Regions from separate parts of the Homo sapiens genome. Here region 1 is linked to region 2. A link is a loop called in an ENCODE intact Hi-C map of the cell type or tissue named here. Cell type or tissue: mammary epithelial cell. All regions are shown on one strand. Links, peaks and the distances in the headings refer to the core of each region. The heading gives the core; the rest is flanking DNA. Region 1 overlaps ERC2 (ELKS/RAB6-interacting/CAST family member 2). Region 2 overlaps ERC2 (ELKS/RAB6-interacting/CAST family member 2).

Evidence for each region. A loop is a pair of places that touch in the nucleus more often than their neighbours do. Peaks named below come from ENCODE experiments on the same cell type or tissue, not always from the same donor. Only the 100,000 strongest peaks of a DNase experiment are listed, where the experiment ranks them.
Region 1: a loop joins it to region 2, with 7 times the contacts of the local background. A loop is called at or near these places in 1 of 110 quality-filtered maps.

The regions. Positions count from the first base shown.
Region 1 is chr3:55,621,022-55,627,984 of GRCh38, forward strand. All of the region lies in intron 17 of ERC2 (ELKS/RAB6-interacting/CAST family member 2), which reads right to left. Among named protein-coding and RNA genes, the nearest start is that of ERC2-AS1, 17 kb to the left of the region's middle. In mammary epithelial cell, for the core only: a CTCF peak has its summit at 3,357; DNase peaks (open chromatin) are centred at 2,980 and 3,490; H3K27ac peaks cover 772 bases.
Region 2 is chr3:56,248,252-56,255,214 of GRCh38, forward strand. All of the region lies in intron 3 of ERC2 (ELKS/RAB6-interacting/CAST family member 2), which reads right to left. Among named protein-coding and RNA genes, the nearest start is that of ERC2, 220 kb to the right of the region's middle. RefSeq lists an enhancer at 5,805-6,417. In mammary epithelial cell, for the core only: a CTCF peak has its summit at 3,303 (motif pointing left); no DNase peak of the experiment used is centred there.

The DNA of each region.
Region 1 (6,963 bases), core at 2,343-4,842, 630 kb before region 2:
GGATATGAAAGATGGTTGCATGCAAAAATAGCCAGGAGGCCTTGAAGCACATTCTTCATATTAGCATCATCCATACCCCATTTCCATTCTGTCCCCTTTCTTATCCACTAAAACCCCGATTTGACTCTAACTGCCCCCCCTCCAGCCAGAGTTGGTTTCTTTGATCACCTTTTTTTTCTCCAAAGACCTAAAAGAGGGAGATAACACCTCTTGAGACACTACTATAAAACACCCAAGTGGTGGGCTGGTTAAACGCCCAGCTGGGAATGCCAGACTTCCACATGCATAACATGTCCCTAAAGACAAGTGGGTTTTCCTTTTCACTTAGGGCAAACACTCCCTCATGAAAAGCAAAAGAGGGTGGGTGACAACAAAGAAAGAACGGGACATATTTGGGGAGTTCATACAGACAGGTTATAGCTTCTCCTTTTCCTTTGTGAAATATCGCTTATCTACTACTGTTCCCCTCCTGCCGTTTCTTCTTTTAACAAGGCCCCCAAGCACTGATTTCAGGCACTGTACTAGGCTAGGGATACAGGGATCAAGAAACACTCAGGCTGGCTGGAGACACAGACACCTTGATAATTATAATGCAAAGTGTTAACAGGTAACAGGACAGTCATGCACAGCAAATTCTGGAAGCACTGAAAAGTGGCATTTCACTTTTGGAAGGGAGGTGGTCAGGGGAGATTCCTTGGGAAAAAGAATTCCTAGTCTGGGCCTTAGAAAATGCCAGGAGACAGCTAGGCCAATTGGGGGAGAAAAGTAGTTCCAGGAGGGAGAGAAAGAACAAAGGCGTGGATTGGAGGAGGACATGGGATACGTGGAAAATGCCAGGCAGGTGAGTGTTCCAGAGCATCACATCCCTGCCAAGCAGCAGTGAAAATTGAGGCTGGAAAGGAAAGTCAGGGCACACTCCTGTGGGACTTTGTATTCACATGACATAAGCTATTTCCTTTCTTGTTCAAAGGAGGCCTGGTATAATGGTGCTCTTTTCATAAACCTAACTGGACATAGTTGGGTAAGAATTTTTCCATCCGAATCTGTTTGCTTCGTACCGCCATCCATAGCTGGCACTGTCAAATTCCCCAGACTAACTTGACAGACATAACTGTTTGAAAATCCGGCCACACTTCCCTTGGTAAAGAACGCTTTGCTTTCGATGACCAAAACAACACTATTTGTAGAAGCCAGGTAAAGCACCCAAAATTCCACCTGATATAACAAATATGAAGTGCTGACTCCATACAAAGTCCTATTCTGGGAATGAGTCAGAAATGTGGTGGAGAAGGCACCACCTCAGCAGCCAGTGGATTCTCAAGTAGACAGTGACACATCATGGATCTTAAAATGTAATGGTCTTTTATCAATGTGATTTTTTCCTTGTGTTTCTAATGATGACAATTTGATTGAATTTGACCAAAGGAAAAAAAATAAAAAGTACAACATCTACTTGGCCAAAGGAAGATAAAAGTGTGGAAAATATATCATAGCATTTGAAATTCTGCAGTATGGGCAAATGCAAGCTACCAGCAATTTCTTCAAATTAGCAGCTTAAATGTGCTACAGAGACACAGGAATCAGAGTAGCAGTGCTAACCTAGGCAGTCCTCAAAATGATCAAATTGGAGTTCATTTTCAAGAATCTTATGGAAGTTTTTGCTGCTGTTAAAAATTTTAAATATTTGACTTTGTTTGTTTATACTCTGCCTTGGTCCAGAAAGGATTAAAGCATCTAATACCAAACAGAAGAGGGTCATATTACTGGAAGAGTGAGTGCTTGAGTTCCTCCTCCTCATATTAGAGGAGGAGTGAGGGCTCCAGTTCCATCTGCCATGCAAACGTCAAGTTGGTTCCGACCGAGACTTGGACCATGCTGATTCAAACCCAGAAAATGTTTCTAAACCAGAACATTCTGATTCAACACAAAATTCCCCAGCTGTGGAGCAACAAGGGAAGAACTGTGAATCCACTTCTAGAGGAAGGCTGGGAACCAATGAGCTTTATCAGCTGAGCAAAATTCCAGATAAAGAATTCATGTTCTCTGATTTGTTCTCCATGCCCACATGTGACTTGTTTCTGACCTGAGGATGGTATAAAGTGGCACAGTGCAGTGGGAGGCACAAGCCCCACTGCCTGGTTTGCATTTCAGTTTCACCACTTGGGCAAGTCACCTGAGCTTTCATTCCCTCAGTTTCCTCATTACCACAGAGGATTACTGTAAAGACTGAAAGAATTAATACATGAAGACAGTGCCTGGCACATATGAAGTGCTCAATAAATGTTAGCTGTAATTATGATTTTCTATTCCTCTGTTAAGCACAGAGAGAACTACAGAAGTAAAGACCCCTACTTTGTCATGTTAAGTATAGTGAACCCCAAGTTTCTCTTCAAAGAATCAGTATGTCAGTATGTTCAGCTCTCTTATTCTTTGATTTTCCATTTTAAAGTTTAACTTCCTGGTTCTCTTCGCCCTCTTGCTTCTAGTTTCAGTAAACAACATTTTTCCACCAGTTTTAATCAGTAGTTCACATCTGTTCCCCTGGTCACCTGCTTTGACCTCAGTCATGCCTGGTCACCTGCTCTGACCTAAGTCCCCTTTAGTTATCTATTCCTAACTGTCCTTCCCACCAAACTATTCACCCTGCCACTCTGGTTCATACCCCTGCTCTGTTTAAAATAGCCAATCAGAATTAGCTTAGACTGAGCAGTCCAACCCTAGCCAATAGAGGAACGACACAGCAGTAGGGTCCTGCATCAGGAATAAGAACTACTTCCCCTCCCCTGTCCAGGTGTGCTCTCGCCATTGTTCCATCTGCAAGGGGCACCCTTTCTGCAGAAAGTAAAAATTGACTTGCTGAGAGAATTAAATTTATGTTCAAGTGCTATTTCTTTGCAGCACTGGGTAACAAGCATTTTGCATTTCTAACAGTCTATAGGGAATTTCCAGTCTTGCTTCATGTATGATTGCCAAAGGAGAATCTGCCAACGGTGATCAAGAGAAGGGAATTCCAAAGAAAATTGGGTTAGGACTCCAACAGCTCAAGAGAGAGGGGTTTATGGCATATTCAGAATTTCAGAGGAGGTTTCCTAAAGGAGCATATCTGGGCTGAATCCAACAGGTAGGATGTAGGCAGATATTGGGCATTTTAGATAATGGCAAGCAATAAGCACAGAGATGTGAAAAAAGGAATGAACACTATTTTTAGAAGAGGAAAAATGATACCTCATTATCTGGGAATGGTGGAAAATTCATAAAACTGCGCAGGGGGGCCCATGCGGGAGGAATGTGAGGACGAGTCTGAGGTAGTTGAACCTAATATGGTTGGAAATAAAGAGGAACTGACAATGTGTCGCCACGGGAGGGACACAGAGAACGTGGTGTTTCAGGAAGGTGAACATGGCTGGGGCATGCAGGGTGGATGGGATGGGAAAGTTCTGAGTCAGGGAAACCACCCCAGACTGGTGCTGAGAGGACAGAGAGGAAGTGGTGGATGGGAGAGGTGCCCTGTGGGAAGAACAGGCTGGCCTTGGCCAGTGACTAGACATGAGGTGTTAATGCTCAGGGTCTGGAGTCTGACGGCATGGGTCTGAGGCTCAGCTCTGCCACTCAGCAGCCTTGGCTCGGGGCACTGACTCAGTGGAAACCCAGCTTTTTCCTCTGCAAAATGGGAATAAGTGTGCTGACTTCACCTGGATGGAAAGCACTTAGCACAAGGTCTGCTCATCCCAAAGTGGTCAATAAATGGTAACCATGTCTGTGGTGTCGGTATGATAAAGAAAAAGGAAGAAAAAAAATGAGAAAACTGAGGTTTCTACCTGGTCCTGAAGCCACTGAATGAGACACAGTCCTGGCTGGTCCCTAGTTCCCTCTTCCAGAGACCTCATTAACATTTAATATCAGCCACTTAATGCCTGATAAATTAAGATGTCAGTGTAAATGGAGGCTTGTTTATTATGTCCCTTTTATTACATACCCCATCCATTTCCATCTCTCCATGGAAACCAAGTCTTTCCAAAAAGGAAAATGGTGATAACCTTGTTTTATTTAAAAGAAATAGCTTAGGCCAGGCACGGTGGCTCACGCCTGTAATCCCAACACTTAGGGAGGCCGAGGTAGGCGGATCACTTGAGGTCAGGAGTTCGAGATCAGCCTGGCAACATGGTGAAACCCCATCTCTACTAAAAATACAAAAATTAGCCAGGGGTGGTGATGCATGCCTGTAATCCCAGCTACTTGGAAGGCTGAGGCAAGAGAATCGCTTGAATCTGAGAGGCAGAGGTTGCTGTGAGCCCAGATCGGACCACTGCACTCAAGTATGGGTGGCACAGTGAGACTCCGACTCAAAAAAAGAAAAAAAAAAAAAAAAGAAAAGAGAAAGAAATAGCTAAGTTAAAAAAAAAAAAGTAAGTGCTTTTCACTTTATTTCATAAGAAGAGGGAGGAGGAGGCTGGGCGTGGTAGCTCACGCCTGTAATCCCAGCACTTTGGGAGGCCGAGGCTGATGGATCATGAGGTCAGGAGATCGAGACCTTCTTGGCTAACATGGTGAAACCCCGTCTCTACTAAAAATACAAAAAATTAGCCGGGCGTGGTGGCGGGCGCCTGTAGTCCCAGCTACTCGGGAGGCTGAGGCAGGAGAATGGCGTGAACCTGGGAGGCGGAGTTTGCAGTGAGCCGAGATCGCGCCACTGCACTCCAGCCTGGGCGACAGAGCGAGACTCCGTCTCAAAAAGAAAAAAAAGAAGAGGGAGGAAAAAAGATGACACATTGTACCAGTGATTACCTGCCCATTTTAAGCCCTGTCAGCAACACAAAGACTTAAACCGAAGTGAAATACAGGGCGCATTATCCCTTTAAGCCCTTGAGTTAACTCAAGGGGACTGAAAGGCATGTCTGTATTTCTACAGGAGGTTTGTGGTGGGTTCAGAAAACATTTAAAGAAGTACCCTATTATCTCAGGTAGGTGTGTTCCAAAGAATCTAAACTGAATGTACGTCTGTTTTGGTTCCTGAAAAATGTTTCTCAGCTACTTTCGCTTCCCAGAGTCCATCTTGCACAATACAAATTACAGAAGTGAGTTGCATTTTACCTAGTAAGTCTGGAATGAGCAGCTAAGGAAGTGGTAACACAGGGAAATGTTTCTTTAGCATGCCTTTTTGACCTTTGCAGAACTGTCCTTGATGGCCCTGAGCATGCCAGCCTTTACCTCCCAGTTAAGCTTGAGGTATTTGGAAAACAAGTTTTGAAAAAAGCCACACAATCAAAGGAGGTCAGGCAAATGACTTGGTACTGATCAGCACCAATGATTAGCCCTGGTGGTTACTGATGTAAGGACCCCGGATCCTTTAAGAAACCAGAAGGAGAGAAATGATGGAGTAACTTCCCTAAGTCCGCTAAAGCATATTTGCTGAGAATATGCTCTCCAGTCAGCCTAGGCTCTGGAATCCCTGAGCAATTATCATTTTTTCCATTCTTTACACATGCAACTCATTAGCATTACAGCATAAATGAGTTTTACTAGCCAGGTCTGCTTATTTACTGAATAAAGCCCAAGCCAGTGATTGCTTTTATTACAGAAGGAAATTCATGGCTTCTCACCAATCCTTTGGATAAGGTGGCATTGGAAAAGTAACCTCTAACCAGACACATGGTACAGAAGAATTGCTACTGCTCACCAGAGATATAAAATCCAAAAGGAAATGACTTTACCCACCATAGAAGCTCCACAGTACTCACAACTTGTCATCTGTGTATAACAGCACAGGTCATAGGTCCTCTCAGACCTGGAGTTCCTTCAACACGTTCAGAGCCAGGTGACCCTGGACAAGTAACATTTCTGAGTCTCAGTTTCTAGCCTTTAAAATGGAACCAATATCTACTCACTTCACAGGACATTGTACAGGTCAAATGGATTAGTGCATATAAAGTCTTTAGGATTATGCCTGGCCTGTGGGAATCATCCCAGAAATATCTGCTATTGCTATTAATGTAAAATCAAAAAAGCACAACCTCTATCCCACTGAACAGTGTTGTCATTCAGGGCTCTGAGTAAATTATTTTCAGTGGATAAATCATCTCTGAATGAGACAGGAACAAACTGAAACTTGGCTTCAGCTCCACAAAACTGTTGGGTCCACTCTTTCTTCAGAAATTTCTTCTTTTGGCCGGGTGTGGTGGCTCACGCCTGTAATCCCAGCAATTTAGGAGGCCAAGGCGGGCAGATCACCTGAGGTCAGGAGTTCAAGACCAGCCTGGCCAACATGGTGAAACCCCATCTCTACAAAAATACAAAATTAGTCAGGCATGATGGTGGGTGACTGTAATCCCAGCTACTCGGGAGGCTGAGGCAGGAGAATCGCTTGAACCCAGGAGGCAGAGGTTGCAGTGAGCTGAGATCACGCCATTGTACCCTAGCCTGGGCGACAGAGCGAGACTCCATCTCAAAAAAGAAAAAAAAGAAAAAAGAAAAAAAGAAATTTCTTTTTTCTCTGGGTCTGTTTAACAATCATTTTTAGCAGAGCAGATCAGATTGGCCATATGGGTGAGCCAATATCGTCACCTTAATATTTAGAAGCTAGGCAAGATTAATGAGAAGATGAGTGTCTTAAAGCCACAGAAACACAGGACCATAGAGCTGCTCAGGCCCTTGAGAACCTTTTAGTTTAACTCTTTCTTGATAGAGACATCACAAAAGAAAGTGTCTTTCCATGGGCCACAGGTCATGAAAGAGACAGAAGCAGGACTGAAATCATCAATCAAGGGACTTTCTGTGACCTTCCATTTTTAATTTAAAATATTAGATGTTCCTTGGAATTTTAATAGAACTTGGATGTAAAATCATCTGGACTGGGACTTGGTGCTTTTTTTTTTTTTTTTTTTTTTGAAGAAAGGGGGCGGGGGTCATATTTTAGCTACTGATTTAGTCCTTTTAGTGGTTACTGATATATTTAGGTTGGCTTTC
Region 2 (6,963 bases), core at 1,760-4,259:
CCAGGTAATTTAAAAAATTTTTTTTACAGACAGAGTCTCGCTATATTGCCCAGACTGGTCTTGAACTCCTGGCCTCAAGCAATTCTCCTGCCTCGGCCTCCCAAACTGCTAGGATTACAGGTGTGAGTCACTGTGCCTGGCCCTACTACCAATTATTTTCTTTTAAAAATGGGATTTAGCCACAAAATGTATTGATATGCTGCACGGTCTTCCTATTTATAATCAACATTCAAGATCGAATTTTCCATTTGCTCCTCAGTTATCCCAAATCAAACTGATTTGTTACTCTTTATCTCCTGAATCCTTGAGCTCCCTACTCTGCTTTCAATAGCGTCCCATCCTTGCCAACAATTATGCAAACATTTGCACCACCTCAAATGGCTAAGGCAAAGACATATTTGCTTCTACATGCTTCTTTCCAATAACTAATTCTGTAAACACAATAAAGTACATTCCAGGCAGTGCTGAATTTTTTACAGTATTAGTTATAAACCCCTAAAATAATTTATAATGGAAATTCTGAGATATTCTTCACTACAGAGGATATTGGTCCTAGACCCAGCAACAAAACACGTGTTCACAGGCACACACAACTGTATGTATGCAATACACGTACACAGAAAAGAGTTCTGTTCACTTAACCCAAATTTATTCAGAACAGTTTATGTTATTTATTTTCATGAGTTTTAGACAAGATCTTTTTTAGCACATTACAGAGGCCTGGAGGGGCTTTCTGCATAAAAGACAAAGCCAAGCACTGTTAATGCAAAGTATAGTAACTCAGTGTTTTGAGAAACATGGCCAAATGTATTTGAACATGAGGCCATCAGGCCAAGAAATCTTGGTGTCTAGAGCTGAGAGCAAAATTGGCAGTTGGGTTCTTATTATCAGGAGAATTTCTTGCTACATTGTGGCCACTCAGCTTAGCCCACCTCAACCTTACAAGGATGCATATGCATGTTTTGAAAACATTTAAGATGCAAATATTTCATATCATACATATGCTGGTAAAACATGAGGCATGAGAGACCTGTTTGCAGTCCTTGCTGGGCCACTTACAAAGAATGTGACATTAATTCACCTTTTTTTTTTGAGACAGAGTCTCGCTCTGTCATCCAGGCTGGAGTGCAGTGGTGCAATCTCAGCTCACTGCAAGCTCCGCCTCCCGGGTTCACGCCATTCTCCTGCCTCAGCCTCCCGAGTAGCTGTGACTACAGGCGCCCGCCACCACGCCCAGCTAATTTTTTTGTATTTTTAGTAGAGACGGGGTTTCACTGTGTTAGCCAGGATGGTCTCGATCTCCTGACCTTGTGATCTGCCAGCCTCGGCCTCCCAAAGTGCTGGGATTACAGGCGTGAACCACCGTGCCCGGCCTAATTCACCTGTTTAACCTTTCTAACCCTCAGTTTCTTCATCTGAAAATGTCATAGCAATAGCATCTACACACTACAGGTTGCTGTGAGAATTAAATGAGCTAATACATGTAAAATGCTAGGCACAATGCCTGCAACAGTAAGTGCTCAATATGTATTAACTAAGATTAGTATCCATTTTATCTGACATTTCCATTATAAACCACACTCACAAAATCTGCATCAAATTTCTTTTTTTTTTTTTTTTTTTTGAGACGGAGTCTTACTCTGTCACCCAGGCTGGAGTGCAGTGGCACAATATCGGCTCACCACAACCTCCACCTCCCGGGTTCAAGCGATTCTCCTGCCTCAGCCTCCTGAGTAGCTGGGATTACAGGCGCCCGCCACCACACCCGGCTAATTTTTGTATATTTAGTAGAGACGGGGTTTCGCCATTTGGGCCAGGCTGGTCTTGAACTCCTGACCTTGTGATCCACCTGCCTCCGCCTCCCAAAGTGCTGGGATTACAGGCGTGAGCCACCACGCCCGGCCATCAAATTTCTTAAATGGATATTCTTACACAGTAAGAGTGCACCCACAAATGGTTTTGCACCATACCACCCAAAAATCTAAAGTCCAAAGATAAACTAAAAACTAGGGCCCATGCCATGCTGTATATTATGGAGGAAAAAGCAAAGAAAAATCTCCCACAACATGAGGCAAGAGACAGGAGTAGATCAGATCATCACACTAAGAAAACTGCTATTCAAACAGCTTACCTTTAGGAAGTATGAGAATTTTAATGTCCTTGGAGTGCTATTTGGGGTTCAGGAAGAATCTTTTCCTGGAATAAGATCTAAGAGGGCTTACAAATATTTCACCTTCAAAATGTAGCATTGAAAGAGCAAGATGACACGCTCGCTTCAGCAGTACGTACACCAAAACTGGAACAGAAGAGCAAGCTGAGGCGCTTGTTCCAGAGTTTGGCTTCTCACCCACTCCACATACGCACACATATTCAGGTAATTCAGGAAGCACTTCAGGAAGCCCCCTCATTATATATTTTAAAAGCTCCCTTTCCATCAATAAAAAGGCATACATTTCTAATAGGTAAACATCCGTCAGTTGAACAAACCTGAAGCATGACTATACCTAAGTAAAGTTGCCTTCATTTTCTAAAACTCCTGGGCACACTTAAATGGATGTGTGAAATTCCATGAACTCCAAGTATGGGACGGGGATCACTAAGGTGCTTTAACCTTATAACAGTGAGACCCAGTGAAAGATGGACTAACTGATGAACCCGCAAACCAGCAAAATCTTAATGCCTAATAGCAAACTATGTTGAATAAAGAGCCAATCAAAAATTTACTAGAACATGAAGGAGACTTTAAGAGACCACTTAACACAGGCTGCCTGGAGAGTGAGACCTTCTGAAGGTGCACTGCCATCTAAACACGATAATATTGCAGGGATCCCAAACAAAGTTATACACATGTAAGGGCTGAAGACATTTCTCACCCACCATAGAAACTAAAGAAGTTTCCCAACTGCCACCAGAAACTACAGAAAGTTCCCAACAGCCTCACAATCCAACCTTTCAAGTTGATCAACAGAACAACCCAAATGTCCAGTTAAATTCTGTCTGGCTAAACTCTGTAAAATGCAAAAAAGTAAGACATTATCAGTATTGTTCAGTGAGTTTAAAAGAAAAAAAGCTCAAAAAATCATATACTATTTCAATCTTGGCTGGTATTTATCCCTACAGTTGATACAACTGTTTTATTTTAAATGGATTGTAAAATGTTACCAGAATGGCCTTAAAATCAATTTAATAACTGATCTGCACTCTCCTGGTACACAGGAAAAGCAATGTCCAAAAATGTCCAAAGAGAAACCTGGCAAGAAGAAAAAAATAAATCTCATTCAAGGCTGCCATCTAGTGGGCAAATGAGGTGGCTGTAATGTTGCTAAGCAACATTTGGATGGCATATTTAAAACTGTAGAAATTTGGAGCTAAGAAGAAACTTAGTTCAGTGTTTCCCAAAGTATATTTCTTGATAGCAGGATTCTGCCATCAAATGCATTTAACACATGCTAGGTGAAATGCTGTGGAAAATACATCTTAACCATAGGATATCTCACAGCCTTAAATATGTTAACCTATATTGGAAATCTCTAAACGGAGACGTGGCATTCCGCACTTGTATTCAGTCAGGGAAACTCTTTACTTGTAGATGCCTCTGAACTCCTCATAGAGTGCTGGAGTTTCTCAAAACAATGTTTGGGAAATGCTAATCTAATTCAACTCTTGCCTCCATATTTTACACAGGAGGGCCCCAGTAATTGAAGTAACTGGTCCTCAATTGAAGTAATTGAAGTCCTGGTTCTCAGCGCTGCCTTATAGCTGGTCAAGTTCCATGGCAGGTGTGTCTTTGTAACCCGAGGGCTGGGTGAAAGCAGGAGGGAGGCTGTAAGGTGCTCCCCCTTGCTCCTCATCCTTAGCATTAAAATTCTCCTGTGGGAGGTCTGGAGGCTTCATGCTAAGTGCCTATTAGGCTTGGACATCCTATAACAGTTAAAATATTGATTTTAAAACCTAAAATAATACTTTCCTTCCAAGTTCTTATGGTTATTTTTTAATCTGGCTGAAAATTGATCTTAATGTTATAGTTCATCTCTATACGTTTTATTGTTATAGTTTTGTAAAAACACAAATTAAGAGTGTGTGAGAGTTATTTCTGATGCCTCCCATACATGTTCCATCTAAGGTTAAACCTGAAGGACAACCACAATATCTAGCAATGACTGTGGACATCAAAAACCAAAGTATTACGCATAAAATAATAGCTTTAACAGGGGCATGCCTGGCCGGGCACAGTGGCTCATGCCTGTAATCCCAGCACTTTGGGAGGCCGAGGTGGGCAGATTGCCTGAGGTCAGGAGTTTGAGACCAGCCTGGCCAACATGGAGAAACCCCGTCTCTACTAAAAATGCAAAACAATTATCTGGGTGTGGTGGTGCATGCCTGTAGTCTCAGCTACTTAGGAGGCTGAGGCAGGAGAATTGCTTGAATCCAGGAGGCAGAGGTTGTGGTGAGCCAAGGTCGCGCCATTGAACTCCAGCCTGGGCAACAAGAGCAAAACTCTGTCTCAAAAAAAAAAAAAAAAAAAGACATGCCTTACATTTGCCCAACTGAAGAAAATATTACATGGGATGCTAACATTGGAATTACAAAAGCAGCTTCCAGAGATGTTATTACAAACTATCCTGAAAACTTAAATAGATCTTCACTTGGAAATAGATAGAAAACTTTTTAAAAATACAACTGTGGGCATTGTGCTTATGGGCACCCCAGGGAACCTATGGAGACGTCAGCTATGTAGCAACTTTCAGAGTACTTTGTTCAGGTGGTCCTGGCTAAGTGGTCTCAGGTTCCACATCTTCTAGGGACAGCATGAGCCACAGCCAGATCTCCAACTCTCACACCTGTTCCAGTGTTTTTCACTGCTGTACCTTACCAGCTGGTTATTCTAAGAAGGAATCATGTGTTCACAAACTCTGGCTCCAGAGACCATTCCCTTCTCTCAAGACTGAAAAATGTAATAATAATAACTTAATGAAGATTAAAAATAAATACAAGTAATCCCAGCTTGGTACTTTTAAAATAATTTTGATGGCTATATGATATTCTATCACTGCCAGATTCCTATTTAGAAAATTTTAAGTTTTCTCTTATTTAAAAAAGTTTTACCTTATTTAAAAAACTGTTTAAGAAAACTTACTTTTCTTTTTCTAAAAAAGGGAGGAATTGCTCTCAACTTCTTTAGGCACAAAATGTTTTCTCTACTAAAAATCATCTCTAAAGGATATCTTCCAGAAGTGGAGTTACGGAATCAAAAGGTTAGACTCATTTATGTTGACAAGCTTTTTTCCCAAAATAGTTGTCCCAGTTTACACCAAATTTGGAACATTTTAGCCTCAGTTATGAATGGGAGGCTTGAGAGATAACTGTAGGTGTACAGACCACTTGTGGTTCAGTCCAGGTCAAACATGCACAGCAACTGGAAGGCTCTGGAAATGCTCATTTGTTTGCACATCTCTCAGACTTTAAGAAGCCTCTCCCTATATATGAGATACAAATGCTAAAGACTCCCCAGGTCTGTTGTGGTGGCTCTATAATCCCAGCACTTTGAGAGGCCAAGGCTGAGGATAACTTGAGCCCAGGGGTGCGAATCTGCAACGAGTTATAATCGCACCACTGCAATCCAGCCTGGGCTACAGAGGAAGATCTTGTCTCAAAAAAATAAAATAAAAATTTCCCAAACTCAAAGAAAAGCTCTTACTTAGGAATTCAACCTCAAGGTCTTAATAAGAGTTTAATACCTGCATATAGGATTGGTGTTTCAATGGGATTAACAGGGACCAAAATGCAAAGTGGAAACCAGACTAAAGTATTGTCAGTTAGTTTAGATGGATTGGGAGAGGGCTAGCGCCCAAGTTTCAAACCTGGCACAGCTTTGCACCAGAGAGCTGGCTTGTAATTGCTTTATGTCGTCCCCTTTTATTTTCCCCATGGATTGCTGCGGCATGATGGGATGTTGCAAAGTGACTCTAACAGGCAGAGACTAATTTGAAATACTTCCTTGGCTCCTCACATATTCTAAAGCACCCCCCAACAACTATACTCAGCCCAAGAGTTAACAGCATTCCTTAAGAGCCCTTAAACCCCTTTTTTTTTTCACTTTGAAAATGTAAGTTGATGGAATCCTGCTCGTTTACATTCTGTGTATTTTCTGACAGGACCCGCAAGTATTTTCAAAGGCTCCACTCTGAGTTAGAATTAGCACATTAGGGACAGCAGATTCACTGTTAAGGAGGAGGCCCCACCTCTGGCTCATTTTTCTTTCCTTACCTTGCTCAGAACAGGATTCCCCACATACCAACTGGCCAGCTGACACTGTTGCACATTTGCACAATCATTCATTCATTCATTCAAATATTTACTGTGCTCTTATTATGTATGTGTCAAGTCCCGGGCCGGGATCTGAAAGCCCAAAATGAATGTTGAATCAGTAACTCCAGCCTCATTCATCTATCAGTTGTGTCACCTTGGACAAGTAAGCTAATTTTCCTGAGCCTCAGTTTCCTCAACTGTAAAATGTGGGATAACAATAGTCTCTGCCTCACAATATTAAATAATTGTACATACTTCCCAAATTAAGTGTAATAATATACATAAAGAACATTATATCTAACACCTGTTAAATAGTCAAAGAATATAGTTTAGTCACTAATGTGAAAAAAGAAGATAATAATTTAGCTAATTCCGGTGAAAAATTATTGTAGCAATTATTCAAAGACCATGTGCCAAATATAATGTTTTATTTGGTATACAAATATTATATCTCCATAATGAAATTTCAACGTAGTTCACAATTCTTATTTCCATCCCCTAGTGGAGAATAAAGGGACAACGGCCTTAATCTTGACTTAGAAGTAACACAGTTATCATTTGTTCACACCTGTCCCTGAAGACTCTCTCCTTTCTCCATCTTTTCATCTACCTCTAACTTCTTGACACTGGGAAAGTGGCCTCTGGGGCACACTT